Regions from separate parts of the Homo sapiens genome. Here region 1 is linked to region 2. The links are chromatin loops, found by intact Hi-C in ENCODE. Cell type or tissue: endothelial cell of umbilical vein. All regions are shown on one strand. Links, peaks and the distances in the headings refer to the core of each region. The heading gives the core; the rest is flanking DNA. Region 1 overlaps PRUNE2 (prune homolog 2 with BCH domain). Region 2 has its middle 12 kb from the start of GCNT1.

Region 1 (10,860 bases), core at 1,852-9,851, 220 kb after region 2:
TCAACCTTGAACAAAAATAAAGATATCAGATTTCTATCTGCCTGACAGAGCACACAGGATGTGGGCCTTGGCATCAAAATAAATATGATGGTTTTAAAATAGATAGGATCAGCTTAAGTTTAATAGATTTTTTTAAACAATTGTGAATTATGGGCAACATCATGGAATAATTGCAGGAGTCCTGCCTGGATATGAGGTTTTAGTTCTGAGTTATAGTTCTGCTGCCAGTATCAACAAGCTGATTAACTCTGAGAAGATTAGTTGGCCATTTCTGTGATTTTAAAAGGGGATAATACCCAACATCACAGTGACTGTGGAGAATAAATACAATCCAAATAAAAGTACTCTGTAAGTCATAAAGCACTGTCTGAGTTTAAGGTATTACATACCCTCCACTTAAAACATAGTACAGGAGCAGTGGTTTAATTAAAGTATGTGTCATGGTTGGACAAATCATAATTAAGGTCACTATAATTTGGGCATTAGTCCAGGTAAAAGATAATCTTATTACTGCACAAATCTCCACAGAGCCTAGAAATGCTCCTCAACTCATTGATGTTAGAAAATAGAGCCTTTGCCTCTAAGTGCTCCTTTTCAACACAAAGCAGAGACCCTATGAAGAAGGCACAGATTTCTTCCCCCTGTGTTAGCATGCACCGGGGGAAGAAAAATGCTGAAGGCTGTGATCAGCGGATGACCCAAGGAGAGAGATTCACACAAACCCATGGATATTAAAGAAGGCTAGGCCGGGCGCAGTGGCTCACGCCTATAATCCCAGCACTTTGGGAGGCTGAGGCGGGTGGGTCACCTGATATTGGGAGTTCAAGAACACCCTGACCAAGATGGAGAAACCCCATCTCTACTAAAAATACAAAATTAGCTGGGTGTGGTGGCGCATGCCTGTAATCCCAGCTACTCGGGAGGCTGAGGCAGGAGAATTGCTTAAACCTGGGAGGCAGAGGTTGTGGTGAGCTGAGATGGTGCCATTGCACTCCAGCCTGGGCAAAAAGAGCAAAACTCCGTCCCACTCCCCCCCAAAAAGAAGGCTATAGGGACATGTTAGAAAACCCCTGGGACAGAGGGAAAGCTGAGCCAGAATAGCCTAGAAGCAAATCTAAGAGAAACCCAAGTCACGCTCTTTGTAAATACTTCAACCACATTCATACATTAAGCCCATAAACATTTGCAGAAATGAAGTGGCCAAACAGCAGTTGTTGACTAAGCAGGACAGCAGTTTTGTGATCAGTAACTGAAGCCTCTCAAGATCTGTTAGGTAACAAACCAGTCCAGTGTAAAGGTCTGTATTTTACTTTATCTATCTGTAGCCTCTACTTAATTTTGAGTTTCTTTATACAGAATGGAGCTAACCAAGAGGTTGAGGGAGTTGTAAACACAAGTCAGGCTGTACTATGGCTGAAACAGCTACATGTCTCCATCTAGAGGATGTATTAAAACTGCTTCATGGTTTCTTTGCTGGATGGTACTGTGACATTAACACCATGTGTGTTAGAAGATCAATGTATTATGACATATTGATCTTCACCAAGTATTTCTGGCTCTCTGCCTTTTGAGTGCATGGTAGTATTGCACTTTCCTGTCCCCTTTGAAGTTAGGGTAGCCACATGACTTGCTTTGGCTAATGAAGAAAGAGTGGAAGGGAGAGATGTCGCTTCTGAGCAGAAGGCTTAGGAGCAAGCGTGTGAGGAGCCACATCCTCTTCCCACATAGGTGGCTGTGGAGGGGCTCGGCCAGGCTGTGTCCCGAGTGCCTCTGATGAGCAGAGGCCTCGATGAAAGCTTGCTGGAAATGTAAACAAGAAATGAACTTTTGTTGTGTTTTGCCCTGAGATATTGTAGTTATTTGTTACCACATTACGATCTAGCCCATTCTTACTATATAGCTGGCCTTTATTGTTTCAAAGGGAATATTTGACTTATGCTATGCTCAAAAATTTATTTCCTGATTTGGGTAACCAATTTTCCACATTCTTAGCCCAGATTCATATTGACAGTAAATATCTTTACGTCTGGATTGCTAAAGCATCAAAGCATATAGGAACAAAAAGCTTGAAAAGACACTGAATGCTTTTAAATATTCTATAAGACTGAGTATTAATATATCACCTTTAGGGTTTTTGTCATAGCCTTTAATCACTTGCCAATTTACTTAACATTTTCTTTAGATTGACTTATTTTATTAAGGTTATTTTGAGAGGAATGTTTGTATCACTAGTGTACAGGTTGAGTATCCCTTATCCAAAATGCTTGGGACCAGAAGTATTTAAACCTTCCGACTTTTTTGGATTTTGGAATATTTGCATTATATACTACAAGTTGAGAATCCCTACTCTGACGATCTGAAATCTGAAATGCTCCAATGAGCATTTCCTCTGAGTGTTGTGTCAGCACTGAAGAACATGAATTTTGGAGCATTTTAGATTTCAGACTAGGGATACTCAACCATTATATGTAAACTTAAATCACTCACGTAAAATAAATGGTGAGTGATTTAAGTTACATAAAATAAATAACATATATAGAAAAAATTAAATATAATAAAAATAAAATAATACTATTAAATTTAAGTTAGAAACCCCTGGAATCTCACTCAGAGGTTTTTCCTCTTTGCTAAAAGAGAGATGTTAGGAAGTGTTGGCTAAGTCTGACAAGGTGTAAAGCCATGTATCATTAAAAATACAAGAAATGCTATATGAAATAGCATACTCCAAAAGTTACTAATACATTTCCAAGCTTAAAAAAATAAGATTAAGTCCACAGGTGCCAGAAATAAAGAGTTATTATAGAAGGCTGATAAAAACCTAGCACACAGGGTTCTTGCACTGGACACAGGACTTAGGGTCTCACAGCATAAGGGACCTCCTGGTGATGGAAGAAAGGCCTAGACCTGAACTTCTATATAGGGCTCTGGACCTTCAGGAACTTTCCCCTTAACAAAAAGGGGATGGAAAAAAACTCTCTCCTCTGGCCTTGGAGGTTTTGGGTAGAAAATAAAAAGCAACCAGTAGGAGCTGGAGACACTAGCTGTGGGCCGCTCATGTCTCAATTTATATTACCTGAATGATGTAGAAATGAATCAAGAAATTAAGATGAAAATTCATCTAGGATCACTGAACACCTAGGACCCTAGGGTTCCAAAAGAATCAGATGTGGGCCAGGCACGGTGGCTCACGCCTGTAATCCCAACACTTTGGGAGGCCGAGGCAGGTGGATCATGAGGTCAGGAGTTCAAGACCAGCCTGGCCAAGATGGTGAAACCCCATCTCTACTAAAAATACAAAAATTAGCCGGGTGTGGTGGTGCACACCTGTAATCCCAGCTACTTGGGAGGCTGAGGCAGAAGAATCACCTGAACCCGGGAGGCGGAAGTTGCAGAGAGCCGAGATTACATCACTGAACTCCAGCCTGGGCAACAGAGCAAGACTCTGAATCAAAAAAAAAAAAAAAAAAAAGAAAGAAAGAAAGAATCAGATGTGAAACCACTTGGTAGTGCTTACTTCTACAAGCAAGTTTCACTGGAAATCCAATTAGGTGCAAGAAAAAACTCTCTGAAAGATGAGCTCATATAAAAAAACCCTATAAACTACACTTGGGAAAAATACTTTGAGGCATTTCCAGGAGATGCAATAAATAGAAAAATTAGCAATAAAAGTAATAAAATAAAAGAATAGCATGAAAGAGGCCATAATGATTAAAGAATAATATCTAAACCTTTGTTGTGTTAAACCACTGAGATTTGGGGTTGTCATAGCAGGTAATGTCACCAAGACCTCAGTAGCCATTCTGCTTAAAAAAGAAACATCTAAAACATAATAATGCAGAAGTGTTGACAAGAAAGTGGTATTTTTAAAAAACAGAGAAATACTAAACACAAGAAAGCATTACAATATTATTATTATTTATCATTATTGTTAGTATTTTTTGGTACAGTCGTCCAGGCTGGAGTACAGTGGTGCAATCTTGGCTCACTGAAGTCTCCACCTCCTGGGTTTAAGCGATTCTCCTGCCTCAGCCTCCCAAGTAGCTAGGATTACAGGCACCTGCCACCATGCCCAGCTAAGTTTTGTATTTTTAATAGAGATGGGGTTTCACCATGTTGGCCAGCCTGGTCTCAAACTCCTGACCTCAGGTGATCTGCCTGCCTCAGCCTCCCAAAGTGCTGGGATTACAGGCATGAGCCACTGCACCTGGCCAGCATTACAGTATTAATGCCCAGCAAAACAGACTTCAGAAAAGGCATTATTAAGGCTAAAGAAAGTTATTATTTAGTGATACAAGGAATAATTCTTCAGAAGATGTAATAATTGAGAGCCAATGTGTTCTTAACAACATAGCCTCAAAATATGTAAAACAAAAATTGAAAATACATTATAAGGCAAAATAAATTTCATGGGGTAAAATCTGAGTATACCTCTCAAGAATTTATAAATTAATTTGAAAAGAAATATATAAGAATATGGCAGATCTGAACAATGCAGTAATATAGCTTGATCTAATGGAGAGATCTGCAGTCAATAAAAACACAGTTTTTTTTTTTTGAACTCACCAAAACTTACCATACGTGATGTCTCATAAAATACCAAAAGTCAACATCACATGTACTATATTCTCTGACTTCGGGGCCATACCTCTAGTTATCAATCACAAAAAGTCTCCAATCACAGTTTGGAGACTAAAAAACACACGTGTAAGTAACCAAACAATAAAGCCCTGCACATCCAAACTTGTGAAAGCAGCTAAAGAAGTTCCTAGAGGAAAATAAATAGCCTTAAGTTCAGATTTTAGGAAATAAGATGAACTGAATTAGCTAAGCATTCAACTCAGCCCAGGAAGTTATAAAAAGAAACATGCTCTTAGGTGACTTGATGCTATTTATGCTAAATCTTTGCACCTTCTCTAATGATCCTGAATACCACCAAATGGAGAAAGAACGGTGATAGAAATGGAAGTCTCCAATTTGAGAATGAAGCCCACGTATATTCGTAGATTGTGTGTTTCTGATACTTACATTTCTTCATATGGAAGGCTAATTGCAGTATGTGACAGAGAATGAAGGACAACAAATGCAGAACTTTTGGACATAAATGCACCTTCTTGCCTTTAGAACAGGTACAAAATTAAGCCCATTCTGCATTTTGTATTTTTTCAACGTATCTGAATCTGGAGGGATTTGACTGTTGTTGTAGGATTAGCTTTGCCTGAGATTAGGTTCTTTTTAACAGGAAATGAGCAGTGAGCCAAGAGCTGGCACACACATACCAGTAGCATTTCTAGATGGTAATGTTTCCTGACAGACACGGATATCCAGCAGCAGGTGGCACCCCTTTTCAGGAATAACCACTTTTACAAGATTGGCCACTGAAATATATACCTCCATAAAAAGTAAAGTAGCAGGTCATGACATGGGGTCCATTGTTCTTTAGAAAAATACTGACGGTTATGCTGATATATTTTGGGAAAATGATTACATAAAGAGAAATATCTCTTGTGTTAAGAGTTCCTTAATACTCTCCTGGCTTCTTTCTAGTCTATTAAGATCTGCTGGACTGATAAGGTTGCTGTCTCTAGAAACAGAGATAAAAAGAAAAAAGAAAACACAAACAAAACCTTTCATGAGGTGCTTGCCTTCCCTCGTTAAGAATATCAATTAGCCTATGGGCTGGAGGACTGCCATTTGAGGGTTCTTGTCTGATAAAGTAGGCTGCTCCATTTAAGCCAGCAGTACATGGCACCCTGTGAACCACAGAGTACTTATCAAATTACTCAAAGTAGGAGGTGAGACTGAAGCAGCACTGAGCTTCACACTTTGCCTAATCAAGCTAATCCCAAGACAGGAAATGCTACAATAGGAAGCTGGGGTCAAGCCCATGAAATAACGCTCTTTAGCAACAGTTCGCTAACCCAGCTGGGCCTCTCTCATCCTAGAACAGGTAAGCACTGTGGCCAGGCAGGGAGAAGCATCTTAGAAGCCAGCCAGCTGAAGAGAGATGAAGGAGGGAGGTGAGAGCTGGAAACTGACTGCACACAGTAGGAAGATAAGCGCCGAGCACTCGCCCAGACACCTTCTTTAGGGAATGTGCAAAACTGCAGAAACCACAGCTAAACATTCTCAGGTTCTCAGAGGTGGGGGACACGACGCAGCCTCCTTACCCAGGGTCAGATTCTAAAATTCTGCAGGGAGCAAAAAAATCACTTGTAGCTCAATGATCCTCAAACATTTTCTTGAATTGTTCCCTGAATAGAGTGTACATGGTTTTGCATGTCAATTTTTTTTTCTTTTTACAGTGAGGCTTAAACATGAAAATTTGAGGAACGCTGAGCAGGAATAGAAGGAAAGCCTACATTTTTATCATTTCAACCTCTTTGCTTTTCAGAGAATAATTAACTCCTTGGCTGTGAATGATGGATGCATGGAGAATTCTACCTCTTGCCTGCAGGCTATTTGCTAGCTTCTTTTAATATTTTTCCTATAACCTTAAGATCTATGAATAGATTTGTTTGTTGTGGAGAAGATTAAATTAGATGGCATAATCTCACATTGGAGAGGGGCATATACTTATTTAGGAAGTGAGTTTACAGTTCACAACCAGGATGGCTCAAAGGGATCTCAAACTGAACATGTTCAAAACCTAATCCCACATCTTCCTCTACGCAGATCCGCTACATCCTACCTTCTCTGTGACGACTTTGAAAAGTGTCCATGAATTCTTTGACACTCTTTTCAAAAGGTGGAGCCTAATTTCCCGTCCCTTAAGTGTGGACTGATGATTTGCTTCTAAAGAACAGAATAAGGTGGAATGGATGGTAGGTGACTTCTAAGGCTAGGTCCTAAAAAGCACTGTGTGCTTTGTTCTCTCTTGGGTCTCTCAGTCTGGGAGAAACCAGCTACCCTGTTGTAAGGACAGTCAAGCAGCCCTGTGGAGAGTCCATGTGGCAAGGAACTGAGGCTTCCTGTGAAAATCCAGGAAGGAACTGAAGCCTTCTGCCAACAGCCATGTGAACGAGCCATCTTGGAGGCAGATCCTGCAGCCTGGCTAATGTCTTGATGGCAACTTAACAAGATACCTTAAGCCAGAACCATCTAGCTAATACACTCTTGAATTCCTATTACAAACACTGGGAAATAATCAATGTTTGTTGTTTTAAGCTGCTAAACTTTGATATTATTTATTTTATTCATTTATTTTTTGAGACAGGGTCTTGCTGTATTGCCCAGGCTGGAGCGCAATGGAGCGATCTCGGCTCACTCCAGTCTCCATCTCCTGCGTTCAAGTGATTCTCCTGCCTCAGCCTCCCGAGTAGCTGGGATTACAGACGTGCACCACCATGCCGAGCTAATTTTTAGGAGAGATGGGGTTTCACCATGTTGGTCAGGCTGGTCTCCAACTCCCAGGCTCAAGTGATCCTCCCACTTCGGCCTCCCAAAGTGCTGGGATTACAGGCATGAGCCATTGCACCTGGCCGAGATTATTTATTATACAGCAATAGCTAACTAATACATTCCTCATCCTAGTGAATGTCTCTACATATCACCTGGGCACTCAAGCTCCCAAACTGGCATTCACTCTTACTTTCTTTTCTTTCCCACCATTTCTTCCTCATCCAGTTGGCCATCCAATCCTATAAATTTATGTCATCCTCTCCACTCCATTCTCACTACAAAAGCCTTAGTTCAAGTTCATTTTTTTCATGCAGAAACATCACCACCTTTCTGTTTACGATCGTCATCCCTACCTCCTCCAAATTATAACTAATATCCTTCTTCATCTTAACCTTGACACCACCTTCTTGTGTTTAAATCCTTTCAATTCACCACTTCAGGGAAAGAATTTGGCTTCAGAGAAGGGCTCACAAGGCCCTCTTGACCTGGCCCCTAAGCCCAGACTCAAGCCTCCTTTCTCATTCCCCACTCCCCACTTAGCCTTGCCAATCTTGCTGTCCTGTACTACTCAGTGTGGACATCTCCATCCTGGAACCTCGCCTCCATCCCACAGAATCGGGATCTGGGACCTCACCTCCACCCCACAGAGTAAGGTCCTGGGACCTCACCTCCATCCCACAGAGTGGGGACCTGGGACCTCACCTCCTCCCCACAGAGTCGGGTCATGTCCCATAGCACCCTGTGCTTACCTCACGTGGATGCTGCCATGTTCCTATGATTTCCTGTTTGAAATGTGTCTGCCCCCACTCCTCCCCACTGCCACCCTCTCCACACACACATGAATCTCCTGGGGGACAAGCACACCCAGTGCTTAGCACAGGGCTCAGCACATGGTGGAGATGAATGAGTCACTATTGAACAACACAGATTTAGACACGTGAAGGTGCCCTGCCCTTTGGGTAAAGTGCTCCTCAGAATGTCTCACCACATAGTGAAACTTGACCATAAAAATTATCTTCCAGGCCAGGCGTGGTGGCTCACACCTGTAATCCCTGCACTTTGGGAGGCTGAGGTGGGCAGATCACCTGAGGTCAGGAGTTCGAGATCTGTGGGCGGCAAGCCACCTAGGTGCCAAGGCAAAAGACTGAGGGCACGAGCTGTTTCAGTATAATAAAATATATAAAACAACAAGAATTATACTAGATCTAGATCATAGACATGATTATATATGAATATCATTAATCATTAGTTCGTAGCAATTACTCTTTATTCCAATATTATAAGAATCTTCACTCTATAATCATAACCTAGGAAAAACCAGGCCATACAGTGATAGGAGCTGAGGGGACATAGTGAGAAGTGACCAGAAGACAAGAGTGTGAGCCTTCTGTTATGCCCGGACAGGGCCACCAGAGGGCTCCTTGGTCTAGCGGTAATGCCAGGGCCTTGGAAGACACCCGTTGCCAAGCGGACCGTGGTCTAGCGGTAGTGTCAGTGCCAAGGGAAAACACCCGCTACTTAGCAGACCTGGAAAGGGAGTCTCTCTTTCCCCGGGGAAGTTTAGAGAAGACTCTACTCCTCCACCTCTTGTGGAGGGCCTGACATCAGTCAGGCTTGCCCGCAGTTATCCGGAGGCCTAACCATCTCCCTGTGATGCTGTGCTTCATTGGCCACGCTCCTAGTCCGCTTTCATGTTCCATCCTGTACACCAGGCTCTGCCTTTTAGATAGCAGTAGCAAAATTAGTGAAAGTACTAAAAGTCTCTGATATGCAGAAATAATGGCGTAAGCTGTCCTCTCTCTCTCCCTCTCTCTCTGCCTTGGCTGCCAGGCAGGGAAGGGCCCCCTGTCCAGTGGACACGTGACTCATGTGACCTTGTCAATCATTGGAGATGACTCACACTCCTTATCCTGCCCCTTTTGCCTTGTATCCAATAAATAACAGTGCAGCCTTGCATTCAGGGCCACTACCAGTCTCCGCGTCTTGGTGGTAGTGGTCCCCCGGGCCCAGCTGTCTTTTCTTTTATCTCTTTGTCTTGTGTCTTTATTTCTGCAATCTCTCGTCTCCGCACACAGGGAGAAAAACCCACTGACCCTGTGGGGCTGGACCCTACAGAGATCAGCCTGACCAACATGGAGAAACCCTGTCTCTATTAAAAATACAAAATTAGCCGGCTGTGGTGGTGCATGCCTGTAATCCCGGGTACTTGGGAGGCTGAGAAAGGAGAATCACTTGAACCCAGGAAGCAGAGGTTGGGGTGAGCCAAGATCGCATCATTACACTCCAGCCTGGGCAACAAGAGCGAAACTCTGTCACAAAAAAAAAGAAAATTCTCTTCCAACAAATTCCTTTTGATAAGAAGTTTAGCTTTTGTCAAAACATAATTTAGAAATATAGGTGATGCTTATGGGAGTGTTTTACAAAGAAGTCATCACTGTGAACCCAATTAGGCAACGGTCACTCTCTGGTGTGGCACATATTGTGCTCTCTCCTCCAACAGTAAAAGCTCTTTGATAATATTAGGAGCAACTGGGAGTGAATTTGAAAGAATGAGGTTCTTCCGAAGGGAAGGGGGAAAAGTAGACCATTGTTTTTCTTCAGAATTGGAGACAATCTTCAATGCCAGGGATGCCAGCATCTGCAGGACGCCCAAGTGAGCAGCAGAACTGGCTGGGCTGGCAGCATAGGCTCCTGCCATCTGCAGCCCCCATTTCACCTGCTCAGCATCTCCTGGGATTTACACTTTGGGAAGACTGCCTGCCTGCCCCACCCTCCTGCCCATAAGATAAGCTCACAAAGGGTCCCCTTCCCCACAGTGCAATGCAAAGCTGCACTCTTGCAGTCTGACTTCCTGCCCCAAGTAGTTCAAGAGTGTGAAGTCATCCAAATGCCTTGGACAAGCTGGCACCAGAAATATGAACCACAGGAACACACATAGATAAGATATTCCTTCAACTGCTGCTCAGCAGTTATATTTGCTAATCTGCAGGACATGGGAGGGTTGCCTTTGACTTTTCTGGAGGTGGAATCAGCACAGTGTTTCTGGAAGGGCTAGATACTGAATATGTTGGGCTTTACATGCTCTACAGTTTCTGTGGCAACAACTGAGCTCTGTTGTCCTAGCACAAACGTAGCTATAGACAATATGTAAATGCATAGGTATGGCTGTGTTCCAATAAAACTTTATGGACAAAAATAGGTGGCTGACTGGATTGGGCTTGGTGGGTAGCGTAGGGGGAGGTTTGACAACCGCTGTCCTAGAGTCTAACAACTTAAATAACATTTCATTTTCTTAAAGTTGAATATATATTTAAAACTGTGAAGCTCTCATATTGGTGCAAGTGGTACACCCAAATGTGTTTCTATAAGGAATATAAATTGAGGTACAGTTTTTGGTTGTAGTCATCAAAATTTTAAATACACATAGCCTTTGACCAGCTGTTCTAAGAATATATAGTGCAG
Region 2 (10,860 bases), core at 1,607-9,606:
GCAGATTATTCTTTGAGGTTTCCTGGGACCAGAAAAGGTCAGAGACTCTTAATGGGTAATGCAGACAACTGGAATGCAATCATCAGGTATTCATTTCTGTTTTAAGGTTTTATGTCTGAGAAACCTGAAACCTGAAGAAGTAAAGCAATCATGATTTTTTAAAAACTTAATAATATGGTTTTGGATTTAAAAAGAAAGACTGACTCAGAGCTGGGGAAAACACTCACTTGTGATACGGATCAATGTGAAAACAGCTTAACTCTGTTCCATGGCAATTCGCACAGTGTGACTCAGAGACACCTCTCTTCACCAGCTCTGGCTCAGGGGATGTGAAGCCAGAAGCAGAGGTCACAGTGACTTCATCTGAGAAGGACTTAACTGACCATTGCTGGTTTTGAAGCCGGAGGAAGGCCCACAGTCAATGAATGAGAGAGGCTTCGAGAAGCTAGAAATGGCAAGGAAATAGATTTTCCTCTAAAGCTCCCAGAAAGAAACACGGTTCTGCTGACACCTCGATTTTAGGCCAGTGAGACCTGCTTCAGACTTCTGACCTACAGAACGGTAAGAAAATAAATTTGTGTTGCTTATAGCCATGCTGTGTGTGGTAGTTTGTTACAGCAGCAATAAGAAACTAACACAGTTGTGACCAGGCGCCATGGCTCATGCCTGTAATCCAAGCACTTTGGGAGGCTGAGGTGGGCGGATCACTTGAGGTCAGGAGTTCGAGACCAGCCTGGCCAACATGGCAAAACCCTGTCTCTACTAAAAATACAAAAATTAGCTGGGCTTGGTGGTAGGCGCCTGTAATCCCAGCTACTTGGGAGGCTGAGGCAGGAGAACCACTTGAACCCGTGAGGCAGAGGTTGCAGTGAGCCAAGATCATGCCACCGCACTCCAGCCTGGGCGACAGAGTGAGACTCCATCTCAAAAAAGAAAGAAAGAAACTAACACAGTGGTTTTATCTGATTATCCGATTATCAGAAGTAGTAAGAGAAATGTGAAAATGGTTCTTAAGTTACAAAGTACCATATGAAGATAAAGTATTCATTCATTTATTCTCTTATTTATTCATCAAATATTATTGAGCTCCTCCTACTTTGAGCCAAGCACTTTTATAGATGTTGGGAATATACTAAAGCCAAAATGGATTTAAAACAAAACAAACACTGGCCAGGCTCAGTGGCTCATGCCTGTAATCCCAGGCTGTATGTGGGGCATGAGAGGAAGCAGGAGATGTCAGGTGAGATACAGCAGTAGCATGGCCCAAGGTGGTAGCAATGGAGATGGGTAAAAGGGATCCTAATCTGGATATATTTTGAAATAGAGGCCAGGTTCAATGGCTCACACCTGTAACCCCAGCAATTTGGGAGGCCAAGGCAGGCAGATCACTTGAGCTCAGGAGTTCGAGACCAGCCTGGCCAACATGGTGAAACCCCGTCTGTGAAGACCAGCTCGGTTGGGGAGACCCTAACCCAGTGGTGCTAGAGGAATTAAAGACACACACACAGAAATATAGAGGTGTGAAGTGGGATATCAGGGGTCTCACAGCCTTCAGAGCTGAGAGCCCTGAACAGAGATTTACCCACGTATTTATTAACAGCAAGCCAGTCATTAGCATTGTTTCTATAGATATTAAATTAACTAAAAGTATCCCTTATGGGAAACGAAGGGATGGGCCGAATTAAAGGAATAGGTTGGGCTAGTTAACTGCAGCAGGAGCATGTCCTTAAGGCACAGATTGCTCATGCTATTGTTTGTGGCTTAAGAATGCCTTTAAGCGGTTTTCCACCCTGGGTGGGCCAGGTGTTCCTTGCCCTCATTCCGGTAAACCCACAACCTTCCAGCATGGCTATTATGGCCATCATGAACATGTCACAGTGCTGCAGAGATTTTGTTTATGGCCAGTTTTGGGGCCAGTTTATGGCCAGATTTTGGGGGATTTGTTCCCAACATCCGTCTCTACTAAAGATACAAAAGCTAGCCAGGTGTGGTGGTGCATGCCTATAGTCCCAGCTACTTGGGAGGCTGAAGCAGGAGAATCGCTTGAACCTGGGAGGCGGAGGTTTCAGTGAGCCACTGCACTCCAGCCTGGGCAACAGAGTGAGACTCTGTCTAAAAAAAGGAAAGAAAGAAAGAAAGAAAGAAAGGAAGAAAGGAAGAAAGGAAGAAAGGAAGAAAGGAAGGAAGGAAGGAAGGAAGGAAGGAAGGAAGGAAGGAAGGAAGGAAGGAAGGAAGGAAGAAAAAAAGAGCCAGAAGCATTTGTTGAATTGGGTGTGTGCTTTGTGAGAAAGAGAGGCAAGACAGATGACTCCAGGAGTGTTTGGCCTGAGCAACTAGGTGGAGTTGTCAATGAGTAAGTCCGGGAGAAAAGTGGGAGAAGCAGGCTCCGGGAGAAGAAGATAAGGAGCTGCGTATTGGACATGTTTGTTTGAAATGCCAATTTTACCTGTAAAGGGAGATGTTTACTAAGCAGTTGGAAATATGAGTCTGGAGTTCTGAGGACAGGTCCAGACTAGAGATAGAAATCAGAGCGATGTCGAGGTTAAATCTAGATGTACTTAACAGCATGAGGTTGGATGAGGCCATACAGAAGGGCTGTAGAGAAAAAAGAAGAGATCTGAGGCCTGAGTCGTGAAGCTCTGCAGGGTTAAGAGGCCTGGGGGAAGAGGAGGAAACTGAAGGCTGACAAAGAGTGACGAGAACAAAACCATGAGGATTAAGAGTCCAGGTGAGGAAAAAGGGTTTCAAGGTCAAGGAGTGACGATTTGTCTGAAATGCTGCTGAGAGTACAGGTAAAACAAGTTTAGATAAATGTCTGCTGGATTTAGAACCACAGAGCTGAAATGGACAGGGGCAGTTTCCCTAGAGGCACGGGACTAAGCACCTGATTAGAGAGGGTTTAATATAATTTGGAGACACCAGATACAGGCAATTCTTTTGACACAAAACAATCAGGTTCTTCCAGAAACTCCCTTTTCTGTTTTCACAAGGAGGCTGATGCCCTCTTGGGCCCTCTGTGTTGTTCTGGAGACCTCAGCTCTTAGCCTGCTGAAGGCAAGGAACAGGCGACAACCACAGCACCTTCTTCCCTGACCACAGCAAGGGGGAATGAAGGTCAGTTTTCTATGAAGCAGGAGTCAGTAAACTGCAGCAAACTATGATCACACCTGTTCATTTACGTGCTGTCTGTGGCTGCTGTCACACTAGAGGGACACAGGTAAGAGGTTGTGAGAGAATAAATAGCCCACCATACTTCAAATATTTACTATCTGGCCCTTTCCAGAAAAGGAAAGCTCTGCTATAAGTAGAGAATTAGGGCAGTAGCTAAGGAGGAAGGCGTTCAAGAAAGGGTTGTCAAAAGGAGAAATAACATTTTTGCATGCTGATAGGAACGATTCTGTGGAGAGAAAAAAAGTTGAAGTTGCAGAAGAAAGAATTGCTCGGATGATGTTCTCAAGTATAACATCAGAGGATGTTATACCTGGAATGAGGATCAGGTGCCCCAGTGGAAGGGTTGGCTTTACTAGGAATATAGACACATGTATCTCTCATTATCACTGTATGAAAAGATGTGGTACCTTACACATGAGAGCAATGTAAAGTTTAAACTCTTTGTTTCAGGTTTTCCTTTCCTTATTTATTTATTTATTTTTTTGACAGTCTCACTCTTTCACCCAGGCTGGAGTGCAGTGGCTCAGTCTCGGCTCACTGCAAACTCCACCTCTTGGGCTCAAGCGATTCTTGTCCCTCAGCCTCCCGAGTAGCTGGGATTACAGTCATGTACCACCAAGCCCAGCTAATTTTTGTATTTCTTTTTTGGTAGAGATGGGGTTTCAACATGTTGGCCAGGCTGGTCTCGAACTCCCGAGCTCAAGCGATCCTCCCGCCTTGGCCTCCCTCAGTTTTTACTTATTAGAATTGGCAAAGATAAAAACTGTGGCTAGGTGGGGTGGCTCACACCTGTAATCCCAGCAATCTGGGAGGCCAAGGTGGAAGGAATGCTTGAGGTCAGGAGTTCGGGACCAGCCTGGACAACATGGTGAGACTCCTGTCTCTATAAAAAATAGAAAATACGAAAATTAGCCAGACATGGTGGTGTGTGCCTGTTCCAGCTACTCAAGAGGCTGAGGAGGGAGGATCTCTTAAGCCCAGAAGTTTGAAGCTGCAGTGAGCTGTGGTCAATTACACCACTGGACTCCAGCCTGGGCAACAGAGCAAGACCCCATTTCCTAAATAAATCAATAAATATTATTTTTAAAACCTGTGATAATTTGCTCTGTTGGTGAGTGTGTGGGGGAAACAGGAAGTCACACATTGCTGGTGAGAATGTAAATTGGAACAATTTCTCTGTGGAAGACATGAAGAGTCATCAGGAAGCTTAAGGCCTGGGAGTTCCTAGGGGATCATCTATCTAGAAAATTTACCCTGGGAAACTGACCTTCAAGTCTCCCTTGCAGAGATTATGCAGGAATGCACTGGAGTGACTCCAGTGCCCTTCTCTGGTCAGGAACATAGCCAGGGTCTCCAGAACATATAGAGGGTGTAAGACAAGGAGAGTTTTTGCAGAAGCTGATGGGAGCCAGCACACAGCACCCAGGGAAGTTTGCCCTTGTGGAAAAGACGGCTGCCAAAACTCCCGCTCCATGCAATCTTCTTAGAGTTTAAATTCTCCTATCCTTTATCAAGGTCTAAGGAACTTGTTTCTTTTGCCTGTGTCTGATGGTATCTATTGCCAATCATCTTCCCCCACACAGAGGGTGAGACCTATCAACTTTTTAAATGCACATACATTTTGACCAAGCAATACCACTTACGGCAATTAATACTACACATATGTTTTATATATGTGTGAAGACATTCACTGTAGCATTGTTTATAATAGCAAAAAACTGGAAACAACTGGAATGGCCATTAGGGAACTATTTGAATATCATGGCATAGCCCCGTACTGGATAGACACTGAAAAGAACAAAGAGGCTTTATATAAACTAATATGGAATGATTTTCCAAACGTGTTAAGTGAGAAGAAGCAAAGTAAAGAACATATATGGGCCAAGCATAGTGGCTTGGTGTTTACATACATTAGATGTTAGAGGTACATACTAAAGAGGCAGTTTAGGCTGGGCACAGTGGCTCATGCCTGTAATCCCAGCACTTTGGGAGGCTGAGACGGGCAGATCACTCGAGTCCAGGAGTTTGAGGCCAACGTGGCCAACATGGTGATACCTCATCTCTACAAAAAATACAAAAATTAACTGGGCATGGTAGCGTCCACCTGTAATCCCAGCTACTTGGGAGGCTGAGGTAGGAGGATTGTCTGAGCCCAGGAGATTGAGGCTGCAGTGAGCTGGGAGCGTGCCACTGCACTACATCCTGGGCAGAGTGAAACCCTGTGTCAAAAAAAAAAAAAAAAAAAAAAAAAAAAAGAACAGATATGGATGGTATGTGGATATTGCTGAATTGCTTCTTCCTTTTCTTTTTTTCTTTTTCTTCTTTTTCTTTTTTGGAGACAGATCTCACTCTCACCCAGGCTGGAGTGCAGTGGCTTGATCACCACTCACTGCAGCCTCAACCTCCCGGGCTCAGGCAATCCTTCCACTTTAGCCTCCTTAATAGCTGGGACCATAGGTGTGCACCACCACGCCCCAGCTAATTTTTATTTTTATTTTTTTGTAGAGAGAGGTTTCACCATGTTGCCCAGGCTGGTCTTAAACTCCTGGGCTTAAGCGATCGGGCTGCCTCAGCCTCCCAAAGTGCTGGGATTACAGGCATGAGCCACTGTGCCCAGCCTAAACTGCCTCTTTAGTATATACCTCTAACATCTAATGTATGTAAACACTAGGACTGATTTTCACCCTATTTCTTAACTTTTTTATAGTTATACATGTGATTTTGCACACTACCACCAGAGGGGGCCTCTGCCACACTTCACGCAATATTTACAAGTCAGTATGGAGGATGTTTATTAAATAATTTTTATATCTAGAACATTCTTGTTCATTTAGCATAGGCATTTTGGTGCTCAGCTTTAAAAAAACTCTGTGAGCCCCCTGGCTCATCCGTCTTCTTTAGCATGTCAGTCCACAATCCCTGTGTCCAGTACGCCCTGACCCTGTCATCTTCCTTTGCTGTGCTGGATTCCTGAAACTGAAAATGCCTCACAACTTCTATGCACTCTTACCCTCAAAAGAGTGCATTTAGTGGCATGGCTGTGCCAGCCGTCTTTGTCCAGATGGCTTCCAGATAGGAATCACTGAGTCCAGGAATACTTTGAGAAGCCTGGAGAGCCTCTACTCTGAAAGTTTATCATCACTGCAAACTCAGCGAGTCCAGATTTTGCTCAACACATGCTGTCTGCTTTCTGTTTACCCCTCTAGTCTTTACTAACAGACACTTTATATATATATATACACACAGCCAGGCGCGGTGGCTCGCGCCTGTAATCCAAGCACTCTGGGAGCCCGAGGCAGGCGGATTACTTAAGCCCAGGAGTTTGAGACCAGCCTGGGCAACATGGTGAAACCCTATCTCTACAAAAAATACAAAAATTAGCCAGGTGTGGTGGCACGTACCTGTAGTCCCAGGTACTTGGGAGGCTGAGGTGGGAGGATGGCTTGAGCCCAGAAGACTGAGGCTACAGTGAGCTGTGATCATGCCACTGCACTCCAGCCTGGGTTGCAGAGTACGACCCCACCTCAAAACAACAACAGCAGCAAAAAAATCTTATTGAGGCATGGTTTAATAAAATATAGCTGTTTAGGTGTATAGTTCCATGACTTCTGACCAACCTACTAACCCAGGCAATTATTACCACAATCAAGATAAAGAACATTTCTATCACCCCAAAAAGCAAATGCCCTCCTCTCCCCACACTCAGCCCCAGCAACAACTGCTCTCCTTTCTGTCACTATAGATTAGATTTGCCTCTTCCAGAATTTCAGATACATAAACATGAATCAAACGGTCTGTACTCTTTCGTGTTTGGCATCTTTATCTCCACATAAGGTCTGGAGATTCATCCATGTTGAAGTGTGAATCAATTTTGCTTTCTTAAATGTCATTCCATTATTTTAATATGATATGCTGCAATTTGTTGATCCATTCAGACAGGTACTTCTTTTAACTTGTTTTTGCTGGTAAACACCCTGATGGGCATCTGCTCACTGTACATGTCATTTTCTTTTGGACAGAAATGCTAAATTTACTATTATTTGTTCATTTATTTTATGTTTTTCCAAAATGGAAACATCTTTCTGAAACAATGGGAAAGGGATCAGAATATGCCACCCCAGGCTGGGCATGGTGGCAGGGCCTATAATCCCAGCATTTTGGGAGGCTGAAGTGAGAAGATCCCTTGAGGCCAGGAGTTTGAGACCAGCCTGGGCAATAAAGCAAGACCCTGTCTCTACCAAAAACAAAATAAAATAAATTAGCGGGGCGGGGTAGTGTGTACCTGTAGTCCTAGCTACTTGGTTCAAGATGACAGTGAGGTATGATCACACTACCACACTCCAGCCTGGGCAACAACAAACAAGACCCTGTCTCTATAAAAAACAACAAAAAAAAAAACAAGCAAATAAAATGATAATAGTAAAAGTAAAAAAGAATGTGCCACCTCAAAACATGCCATATTGGCATAAGGATTATTTTGAGCTAAAGGCAACTGAGAAACAGCAGACACAAGCAAAACTCTTTGCCCTCTCTCTTTCTACCTACAAACGTTTGCCTAATTTCCCTTTGCAAAGGTGATGCCCTCTCCCATACCAGAATAAGGTGAACAATTCATCTGCATAACACACCTCACTAAACAAGCCTTAATTACCATGCCTTTCCCAGTTACCTTCCCACAATTTACCCACACCAGAGAAGCGCAGCCTCTCCCCATTTCCCTTGTCTAGTAGCTTCCCACACTTTATCATCCTCTGTTAAAATGCTGTATAAGCTCCTGGGTCTAAGCACCTCTTTGGGATTTTCACTTTTTTTCTGTGAAGCTTACATATGCAAACAAAATAAACCTTTTCGTTTTTGTTTGTTTTGTTTTGTTTTTGAGACAGAGTCTCACCCTGTCACCCAGGCTGGAGTGCAATGGTGTGATCTCGGCTCACTGCAACCTCTGCCTCCTGGGCTCAAGTGATTCTCATGCCTCAGCCTCCCAAGTAGCTAGAATTACAGACGCCCAGCTAATTTTTTGTATTTTTTGTAGAGACAGGTTTTCGCCGTTTTGGCCAGGCTGGTCTCAAACTCCTGACCTCAAGTGATCCACCAGCCTCAGCCTCCCAAAGTGCTGGGATTACAGGTGTGAGCCACTGCGCCCGGCCCTATTCGCCTCTTTTTATAAATTATATGTAACTGATGGTGTGTAAATTCTGTCCTGTCTGGCAATAATTTAATTGGTTCCCGCCATCCCCACCCTATGAAAATACCAGTTTTGTTTCCATTTGCAATTCATCTTAACATTCCTTTACTCCAGATAAATCTGTGCTTTTTGACTTTTCCTTTGAAATGTTTATAACGTACATCTGATTCCCTTATAGCATATGCGTAAATTCCTTAACAGATGTGCACTTTTATATTTGTATGAGTCATGATTTTATCTTTCTCTGAAAATTATTTTTTAACAACCCTTACATTGTTTACAGTGTTTCGATTCTGAAATCTTTGTGTATTTGTAAAATTTCCTACATAGGATAAATTCCTAGATGAATAGTTGTCCATAAGTATCCATGTTGTCCAAATGCCTTCTAGAAAGTTTGTAGAAATCTCTACAACAGAGAGCAGCACAGGAGTCTGTATTCCTACACCTTCATCTATATTATGTTTATCAATCTTTTTCAACTTTGCCAATCTGATAGGTAAAAAGTGATTTGTAGTTTTAATTTGCTTTTCTTCAATTCCTATTGAAATTGAGCATCTTTTTATGTGGATTTCTTCTTTAGTGAAGTATCTTATCATGCCCTTTGCCCATTTTTCACCTGGTGCATATTTTTACGTAAACACCCCTTTATTTGAAAAATTAATTTTTGCTTACATACTATTGCATATATTTTCTAGTTTGTTGACTTTTAACTTTGTTTATGATATATTTTGTTATGCATACATTTAACACTTTAATGTATTAACTATATCAAACTATTTTGTGTGTGATTTTAGCTTTGTTGCCATTCTGAGAAATGCTGCCTGCTCTTAAAAGGGATCAACCTGTTTCTTTTTAAAAACATTAAAGAACTTACATGTATGGGTTTTAGAAACATATTTCAGGCTTTACTCTACCTGGAATTTGCATGCTTAGGAGCCACACTTTCTTTTTTTCCTGGACAGTACATTTATGATTGAATTTGCTTTCTCCATGCTTTGAAAGTAGTACCTTACTCTTTTATGTCTTCCTCATGTTCTTTTCAATGTAATTTGATTAAATTTCTAAAACAATTCAAAACTAATTTTGTAGCATTTGTCAAAATAAATCTGGATTTAGGCAAGGGGAGACTTTATTCAAAAGGATTATTGCAAGAAGAGGATGGGTGGCTATCATAAAAGGATGAGGAGAGCTCTTTAGCCAGTGCTATTTTTCAGAAAAACAAGGCTCTGGCAAAGATCAACACTGTTGACCTCCCTTTTGTTAATGATAAAAGAATATTATTCACCACTGAGCAATTCAGATGCAATCCTAAGCCTCCTACATGGGGTGAGTCAGGGACTAAGAAACGGTCTCCTGGGGACTCTGGTTGGTGTTGTTCCCACAAAACCAGCTGAAGCATCTGTTGAAAGGTGGTGGCAAAAATCAGTTGTTTAAGGGTCAGGTATCTTAAAATGAGGAATGCCTACCATTAAAAAGATAAATGTTAATTAAAAGTTTTAATATAAAAGGCCAAAGAAATATTAATCTTGGCATCTACAAGCCAAGGAGAGAGGCCTCAGAAAAAGCCCAACTCTGCTGACACTCAATTTTGGACTTCCAGCCTCCAGAATTGTGAGAAAACAAAATTCTGTTGTTTAAAGTACCAGTCTATGGTACTTTGTTGACAGACCTAGCAAAGTAATATACCTACAGAGAAAACTATGAAGTAGATAATTAGCTGTCTGTCATATACCAGCATATTGTAGCAGACTAGTCAAGCTTAAGGTTATATATCTTGTGACTTTTTTATAGCCATACACTTCCTTATAGTACAACTTTTCTTTTCTTTTCTTTCTTTCTTTTTTTTTTTTTTTTTTGTTGTTGTTGTTGTTGTTTTGAGATGGAGTCTCTCTCTGTCGCCCAGGCTGGAGTGCAATGGTGTGATCTCGGCTTACTGCAACCTCCACCTCCTGGCTTCAAGTGATTCTCCTGCCTCAGCCTCCCGAGTAACTGGGATTACAGGCCCCTGCCACCACATCCAGCTAATTTTTGTATTTTTAGTACAGATGGGGTTTCACCATGTTGGTCAGGTTGATCTCAAACTCCTGACCTCAGGTGATCCACCCACCTTGGCCTCCCAAAGTGCTGGGATTACAGGTGTGAACCACTGCACCTGGCCTGTACAACTTTTCAGTGTGGCAAGAATGAACACATCATTAGCAGACCAAAATATATTTAGCCTCTCTGTACTAAAAAAAATTTACATAAGCTTTAAATTATGCTCCACTAGTCTATCTTACTTAGAAATGATCTAGGTACTTATATTAGACCATTCTTGTATCGCTATAAAGAACTACCTGAGACTGGGTAATTTATAAAGAAAAGAGGTTTAATTGGCTCACAGTTCTGTACGCTGCACAGAAAGCATGGCTTGGGAGGCCTCAGGAAACTTACAATCATGATGCAAGTTGAAGGGGAAGCAGGTACATCTTACACGGCTGGAGCAGGGGGAGGAGAGGCAGGGA

Evidence for each region. A loop is a pair of places that touch in the nucleus more often than their neighbours do. Peaks named below come from ENCODE experiments on the same cell type or tissue, not always from the same donor. Only the 100,000 strongest peaks of a DNase experiment are listed, where the experiment ranks them.
Region 1: a loop joins it to region 2, with 6 times the contacts of the local background. A loop is called at or near these places in 80 of 110 quality-filtered maps.

What each region holds. Positions count from the first base shown.
Region 1 is chr9:76,657,333-76,668,192 of GRCh38, forward strand. All of the region lies in intron 9 of PRUNE2 (prune homolog 2 with BCH domain), which reads right to left. LOC105376095 (a long non-coding RNA gene) reads left to right here. Exons shown (of 12, transcript XR_007061586.1): 12 at 6,303-7,207. Among named protein-coding and RNA genes, the nearest start is that of PCA3, 100 kb to the right of the region's middle. In endothelial cell of umbilical vein, for the core only: CTCF peaks have their summits at 5,320 (motif pointing right) and 5,523; DNase peaks (open chromatin) are centred at 5,309 and 5,819; H3K27ac peaks cover 1,598 bases.
Region 2 is chr9:76,441,755-76,452,614 of GRCh38, forward strand. It overlaps a transcript of GCNT1 not described here. Among named protein-coding and RNA genes, the nearest start is that of GCNT1, 12 kb to the right of the region's middle. In endothelial cell of umbilical vein, for the core only: a CTCF peak has its summit at 5,906 (motif pointing right); a DNase peak (open chromatin) is centred at 5,927.